Linked DNA regions of Mus musculus: region 2 is linked to region 1. Evidence: chromatin contacts called from ENCODE Hi-C or POLR2A ChIA-PET data. All regions are on one chromosome and are shown on one strand. The core of a region is the stretch at or near the end of the contact, and the rest is flanking DNA. Distances in the headings are between cores, read along the strand shown.

Region 1 (3,903 bases), core at 656-3,155:
CATACACATCACACCGGAATTGGGCCAAAGAAAGATCAAGGAAATTAAATTCTGTTCACTGTATGCTCAGTGACTAGCACACCGCATATCATGGACAGTCTATCGTATTTTTATTCCATTATCATATTTCACTATTGAAAGAATCTAACTACAAGAATATTTGGTGTTCAAATTCACTGTATTTAACTATATGGTTCAGTAGATAGCCAGTGAGAACTTCTATAGGAAAAGTCTTCCTGAGCCAAAACTGTAGTAGAATGCCATGAAGACTTGCACCTCTGGATGCCGAACATCTGTTTCCACTTACTCTATTTGATAATATTCAATTCCTGGAAGGATAACATTATATTACCAGTTAGGCGAGTATTATTTTTAAGATCATATATAATTAGGAGTATGGTTAATTTAATCCAAGAAACCACAAAGCCTCAGACCACTGATTTCAGACTCACCCAATCTGGACATCACTGGCCACAAGGAGGCTCAGGCAGTCCAGGCTTCCAACCTTTGCTGCCTTGTGGAGTGGAGTTTCTCCCAAGACATCCTGTAAGACAAGACTGCACATTAGGGTCTCCCTAACATTCTGTAGAAGCCAGTGGGCAAAGTAATACCAGCTATTTGAGGGAGCCAGTGAAAACTACCTTGTAACAACTGGATTATTCCACTAATTGTATTTTTCATGAAGTTCTCTTGCTGTGCTAATACAAAGTTTCCATTAATAAAAACATGCCATCATATTTGCACACATTAAAAAATTAAGGGAATGCCAGCACACTATAGAGTTCTATAGAAGCCAAAGGTTTACAATTAAAAACTTCGTCACACTCTAATGAAGATGAAGACTACTGGAAGAATTGATGGTGGGCATGTTTCCCACATACTATTTCCTGGTTGACTGGAACTTGGACAATAGCAAGTACTTTTAAAAGTACAGTAAATACATGCTATATATATATATTTGAAATGTGGTTCGACTTCACTGAGCTATGCCATAAAAGTAAAATACACACTGAATTGGGAACCGTGGTACAAGAGCAAAATAAAATACACATAAATCATTGCTGATATAATTACATACTGAAAGAGTATTTGGGATTAGATTATTAAAAGAAATCCCATGGCTTGTTTTTGTTTTATTAATGTGGATACTAAAAAGTTCCAAGTTACCATCTTGCAGTATGTATTTTTCTCCTGGAAATTCCTATATGCCTGTTTATACCAACTGAAACGGACATCTAGGAAATGTCCGTGCAGACACTGGGTGGAGGAGAGGGTTGTACATAGCAACAATCGGTTACCTAGTTACCTGTTGGTTGAGGTCAGCACCTGTTTGCAGCTGCCAGAGAAGAAAGCACGCAAGGCCGCCACCTGCAGCTAGGTGAGCAGGCGACTGCTCCTGGGGATCCGGAGGTGCGTTCACTGATGCTCCTGTCTCCAGCAAACTCTTAAGGTCATCCTCCTGCAGGAAAAGAACAGCTTGTCACTGTCCTGTCCCGCTCGAGCCCTCTGAGCTGAAAATCCACCCCTCCACGGAAAAAAAAAGAAAACAAGATCTGACAAGGTTTGACTTGGTAACCCAGCAGTTTGTCACTGTCACGTTTGTTAGAGCTCCTAAGACACACAGACCTCTGGGAGATCTAGCCTGCAGGACTTAAAGGGGCGAGAGTCTCACCTCCAAGTTGCAACTAAGCAACAGCATCGCCCACCTAAAGCAGATGACAAGTGTCCCCGGGAGTTCAGAGAGGCAACACTGGCCGGTAAGAATGCAAGGGACTGCCCCAGTTCGGGAGAATTTAAAGCTCTCGGGAACCTGCAGGGCCGCGGCTCCTCCCCGCCGCTCCCCAGCCTGGGAGCGTTCCCACGGCCTGGTTCTGCCCAGCGCGATGTCCCCAGCCCCGCTGCGGCCTCACGTACCCAAACACTGACATGTGCAGCCTGGAACCCCAAGCAAAAGAGGAGGGGGCGGAGCCTGCTGCGCGGCCTGCCAGCTGATTGGCCAGGCCGACCTCCCCCTGGGTCCGCCCTGTTGGGAGCGAAGCCCAGGCGGCCGCAGCACGCGTGCGCAGTGAAGGTGGTGGGCGAAGAGGGTGGAAGGCCTGGCCTTTGCGCTTTGGCGGCGGCCATGATGCGAGCCGAGCTAGGCACGTACTGCTGGGTGGAGTCAAGCCCTTTTAGCCCTCTGGAGAAGCCGCAATCGCCGGTGCATGGCTTTGTGACTGAGAGCACGCACGTAGCCCGGAAAAGAGGGAAGCAGAAGTAGCCCACACCCATCCACCCCCGCAGGCCCCGCGTCCTCCACCTCCAGCTTGGTCCGAAGGTGCTTCCTCCTGCCCCACGTCCTCCGCCGCCGCGCGCGCCGCAGGATGCTTTGGAAGGGGATGCAGCGGTGGGGCGTTAGAGGGCATGTCGATGAGACTGTGACGGAGGGTTTACCATAGGAGATGCTCTCCCAAACCCAGTGAATTACCTATCAGTCAGTGTTGCCTTTGTGAGCAAGGTGGCAATTCCTGTGAAATAAGCCACCCATTGTCACACGTCCCCTGAGGGTCCGAAACCCGTCCTGGTTCCGGCAATAGCTAGTAAATACAAGGAGTTTGCCAAGGGGATGGCCCTCACTCCGGTTATTAGGAATAATAAGAATACGGAAAGGAAAGAACAAAAGATTACCGTGAAGAAAGCAGCCAAGTGATTTAATGTTAGTGATGTGATCTGCTGACAGCATGAACCCCTGCGCTAGGACATGAGAAGGGCTTCATCAAAACCCAGAACCCAAATTAGAGCATCAGATAAGCCTGAGGAACAAAAGGACTCTTCCCAGGATACTACTACTCAAAGCCTTGAAGTCAGTAAAGTCTGAGAAGCAGACCAAAAGAAACAATAATTTAGGGTGAGATTTTAAAACAAACATGGCATTACTGGTAAAATTCATGACAATGTAATAACTGCAAAGTTTGAATTCCTTTTCATGAACCCTGTTGACTTCTGACTGTAGTTAAAGTTAATGGTAGCAGGTGAAACATAGAGGTAAGAAACTATTAACAGCTGGTTAGACATCAAATAACATGTAGAGTTTACTTGACACAGAAGACCGTGTCGCTTAAAATAGTCTATGTTGTGCTTCTTCCTGTAAATCTTAGCTCCTAAGGAAGTTTTATTTAAATATTTGGCTTCCCGTTTTAATGAGGATTCTTTTTCAATAGTTGTAACAGAAGATATCTGAACCAGTATGGTTTTAAAGAACAGCAAGTTTATCATAGTCACAGTTTTCCCAACAAGTCACAAAATTCTCACCCATTAATTTTCACTAACCAATATAATTCTTTAATAAGGCACACTGCTCATTGTGGTGGTCCACAATCTTAGGCTGTTCCCTAGAACAGGGCTTCTTAAAACTTTTTTCACTCATGGCTCCTCAGTGCCTGAAAAAAAAAAAATTGTATTTAACTCTAGTTATATAGGTGTGTACAACAGGTGCAAATCAAACCTGATAATCTGATTTTAATACAGTTCTCTCAGATGTGTATAATTTGACCATTTCTAAGATTGTAATGTAATTTGCATACTAACCTGAGTTCAGTCTTCAGCTCCCACATGAATAACAAAACAAGGACAGCTACCTGCACCTGTCATTCCAAAGCTGGAGGGGGTGAACATAGGAGAATCCCCGAGACTTGCAGTCTGATCCTGACACACACACACACACACACACACACACACACACACACACACACAGCTATTTGAAAACCTAGCCATCTAGAAAAATAACAATGGTGACTTCTACCTTAAGACCTATCTATGACTTCCCCATCCATGGGCTCTCGACCAGGATTACAGTACCAAATATGATATTCTCTCCTGAGGAGCCAGCTTAAAGTCCAATCAGAAAGCAGTTACCCCATGACA
Region 2 (3,903 bases), core at 800-3,299, 550 kb after region 1:
AGTGGTTTCTTTTTTCCCCAACTCCAAAGCATAAAAGGTTTATCCACATCTCCCTTCCCAGAAAATGGAGTTACCTCTGCTCTCTATAGTATGCCAGTTTTCCATGCTTCCAGGAAGCCCGTTTCTACCCATCCATGAGGAACTTCCTGCAATACCCACAAGGTGATCTGCCCTCCTCTGGCAGTCATCCAGATGGTTTCTGGGTAATTGAGGACGCACACCTTTCGATGACGAGGAAACAGAAATAACCTTGAGGGAAACGCACGTCATAAACACAAGCGTTTCATCTCAGTAGACAGGAGATGTGAAACTCTTTAGAACTTACTGAGTAGGCAGAGTGGAGGGAGGGGTAAAGAAAACAGTCTACAGTTCACAAAACAATGTACAAAACCTGGTGTCATGCAAAGCTGACCACGACTACATCTTACATGGTATCTCTACTGACCCTAGATACTCACAGACAAGTGCCCTGGAAGATGTGCGTAAGAATTCCTGGTGATGTGCTGTCGGGAATAGTAAATAGAAAACATTGATGTACCCATAGCACAGAGGAATAAAAGCGATGCAAATAGTTACTTAATGAATTCCAAAGGCAGCATGAATGAACTACAGCTGCATGCAGATGTGGACACTTTAAAAATTATGGCTTTGGTTAGGATACTTGCAGAAAACCTACCAAACGTTATTTATAGAGATAGAAATATACAATGATTATACACAGAGGCATATCGAGGCTGAAAAGCATAAAAATGCTAAAGACAAATAAAAAAAACCGTATGGTTTGTGAAAAGGGCCATTCATGGAAGAGTCTGAGAGAACTGTTACATTTTATGTTCTGATTCAGTAATATAGGTGTCTATGTTTTATTTTTACAGTGTTAAATACCCTTTGTTGGAGACAGGGTTTCTTTGTGTAGGCCTGGCTGTCCTGGAACTCACTCTGTAGGCCATGCTACCTGCTTCTGCCTCTAGGACTAAAGGCAAGCACCACCACTGCCTAGCTTGTATTCATATTTTTATTGTGATAAAATTTATAACATAAAATTGGACATTTCAGCTTTTTATTCCAGTCATTTTAAGTGTTTAAATACATCCACCTTTTTTACACAACCATCTATCTCTCCCATCACCCCCATTTCTGGCCTTTCTCATTACCACTGTGTTTTAGGTTAATCAAGAAATCATTGTTGGAGCTGGAGAGATGACTCAGCCATTTGGAGCCTCTTGCCAAAGACCTCAGAGTTTCCCAGCCTCATAACTATCTGTAACTCCAGTTTCAGGGTATCTGATGCCCTCCTCTGACCTCCACTGGGACCACGGATGTGTATATATATATGCGTGTGTGTGTGTGTATATATACATACATATGCGTATATATAATAAATATATAACATTTTGCATCGATACACATAAATCTTAAAAAAAAATTCATTGCCAAGTCCAACGTCTTGATTCAGTTTTCTTCTGAGTTTGGCCGTTTTTTTTACTTCTTATATCTTTGATCCCTTTAAATCAATTTTTCATTCTTTTGTACCACAAGAAAAATGTAAAAACAAAAGAATCGTGAGTATGGATCCAGAAGGGACCTTCCCGCTTTACGAAGGACCTGGAAGGGAGGACAAATAACGTGTCGCGTTCAACAGTGAGCTGCTACAGGGAGCTAAAAGCGGCATCTGCATTTAGCAATGCGAAGGATTTGACAGTAGTCCATCAACTAACAGCCCGCCCGGAAGCACTGGAGTTTTGGATCCGCTGGCGGCTGGCTCGGGTCCACCCACACCCACACCAGCTCCGGGTCATTTACCCGCCCACGAGGCCGGGGAGTTCTAAATTTACGGAACGGAGCGAGAGCGGGAGAGACAGCCTGCAGCAGCTAAGCCGGTTGCTTTGGACTCCGCTCCGCTGTTGGGTGTTTTCCAGGCCTGGATTTCATCGTGCTCTCGCCCAGGACGCTCTCTGGCCCCGCCCCGGAAAAGGCGGAGCATAGCGAGGACTAGGCTCTGATTGGCTGTTCAGAGCAAGACCGGCTAGGCGCGAGTTTGGAGTCCCTGCCTTTGGGAACGGTAGGATGGCTGCAAGGAGAAGTTTGAGATACTCGGGGAACCCGGGGTAAGTGCTGCCGCCCCGAAATCCGCCCAGGATGGGCTCAACCCGTCCCAGAGACTCGCTGACCCGGCCTCAATTCCCACAGCCCCGAATCCTAGAGCCAGGAGTCAAGCTGTGTGGTAGGGGAACTCAGACACCAGCGTCGCTTTCATGTGACAAGCAAATATTTAACAGTAATCATTTCTGGTCTGTCGACATTGCTTTTTATTTCTAAGACGCAGCTGTTTTCGTAATAGAAAACACGGAAGCCAAACGAAATCTCTAGCGAGGGACCAGGCAGCTGCTTGTTTAGAGCTTGGGCTGGCCTTGCCTAAATACCTAAAGGACATTCAGAGTGCTTCATGGATCTTTTCATTATATAAGAGGTGTGCATCTGAAAAGAAGTTAGTAAGCGGCCCGAAAGGTTAGCGCCACCAACTCCTGGCGAAGGATATTCTGGGCGTGTCTGGCGCGCATCCAAAGCCTGGTAGAGATTTGGATAGAAAGGTCTCCTCTGCGTAGGAAGTCTTCCGTGGGAGGATTACCTATGGAAGATGATGCTTGTAGCTACCACAGGACACAGATGGTGGGGGAATCCACATTCGGTGAGCAGTGGGAAGGAAGATTTAAAAAGGGCAAAGGAGCTTATCAGGGCATGCTGGTTTGTGCTTTTACCTTTTTTGGTTTTTCGAGACAGAATTTTTCTGTGTGGCCCTGGCTGTCCTGGAACTCAACTCTTGTAGACCAGGCTGGCCATAAACTTAGAGATCACCTGCCTCAGCCTCCCAAGTGCTGAGATGAAAGGCGTGAGCCACCACCACCTTTGAGCAAGGGAAAGGAGCTTAGAACTTGATCTGCCAAACCAGTGGTTTTTGTTGTTTCAACATCTTGAGGCTTGGAATTTATGAAATCTGTTCATTATCACTCCTAAAACACACGGATGCATACAGCAAAGATTATATAAAATGGTTACTGTAGAGATTTCCTTTAGGAAAGAAAGAGGTTTCTGTAGAGTTTGGAAACTGCTCCAGGACTCCAGCCCACAGCTAGAAGGGAATTTCTCTGGTTTTGGAGCACACACAAGAAACAGGTAGAGGGGCTGGTGAGATGGCTCAGCAGGTAAAAGCACTGACTGCTCTTCTGAAGGTCCTGAGTTCAAATCCCAGCAACCACATGGTGGCTCACAATCACCCGTAATGAGATCTGACACCCTATTCTGGTGGGTCTGAAGACAGCTACAATGTACTTGTGTATAATAATACCTAAATCTTTGGGCTAGAGCCAGCAGGGACTGAGCAAGTGGAGTTGACCGGAGCGAGCAGAGCAGAGGTCCTAAAAGCTCAATTCCCAACAACCACATGAAGGCTCAGGCTCACAACCATCTGTACAGCTACAGTGTACTCCTATACATAAAATAAACAAATCATAAAAAAAAAGAGTCAGATGGAAAAGAGTTCAGGCTAGGCAATTTATGCCTCCAGGTTGTCCCACCTACTTCTGTTTCGAGGTGCCATTCAGAAGTCACTTAAGCTTTCTGAGCTCAGAATCACAGTCTGCGGTTATCCCAAAGCAAAGGCAGTACAGGTCTGAGAGTTGGCTACAAGTGGGGAGTCCCAGCCCCCTCCCCTCGGATTATTACTGCGGTATTCTGTGCTGGGAGTGTGGGTGGCAATAAGTCTTTTCTATTGTAGCCTAATACACACAACTGAGATGGTTAACAAAGTGATAGGTGTCCCCCCCAACCCTGCTCCCCAGTGGTTTATTGCCTGGCTTCAGCTCTGCTGGGTGAGCAGTAATGAGGATAATTTGGAAAGGTGCG

Evidence for each region. A loop is a pair of places that touch in the nucleus more often than their neighbours do. ChIA-PET counts read pairs that join two places held with the same protein, here RNA polymerase II (POLR2A).
Region 2: a loop to region 1 is called in a map of T-helper 17 cell, with 3 times the contacts of the local background. The contact joins the promoter of Cenpu here to the promoter of Ankrd37 in region 1. A Hi-C loop is called at or near these places in 1 of 37 maps with a recorded cell type or tissue (T-helper 17 cell). POLR2A ChIA-PET finds 5 or more read pairs at or near these places in 1 of 5 experiments (Patski).

What each region holds. Positions count from the first base shown.
Region 1 is chr8:45,997,945-46,001,847 of GRCm38, forward strand. Ankrd37 (ankyrin repeat domain 37) reads right to left here and starts at 1,906. Exons shown (of 5, transcript NM_001039562.1): 1 at 1,673-1,906; 2 at 1,307-1,459; 3 at 453-544. The coding sequence starts at 1,699.
Region 2 is chr8:46,550,020-46,553,922 of GRCm38, forward strand. It overlaps Cenpu (centromere protein U), which reads left to right and starts at 2,050. Exons shown (of 13, transcript NM_027973.4): 1 at 2,050-2,108. The coding sequence starts at 2,068.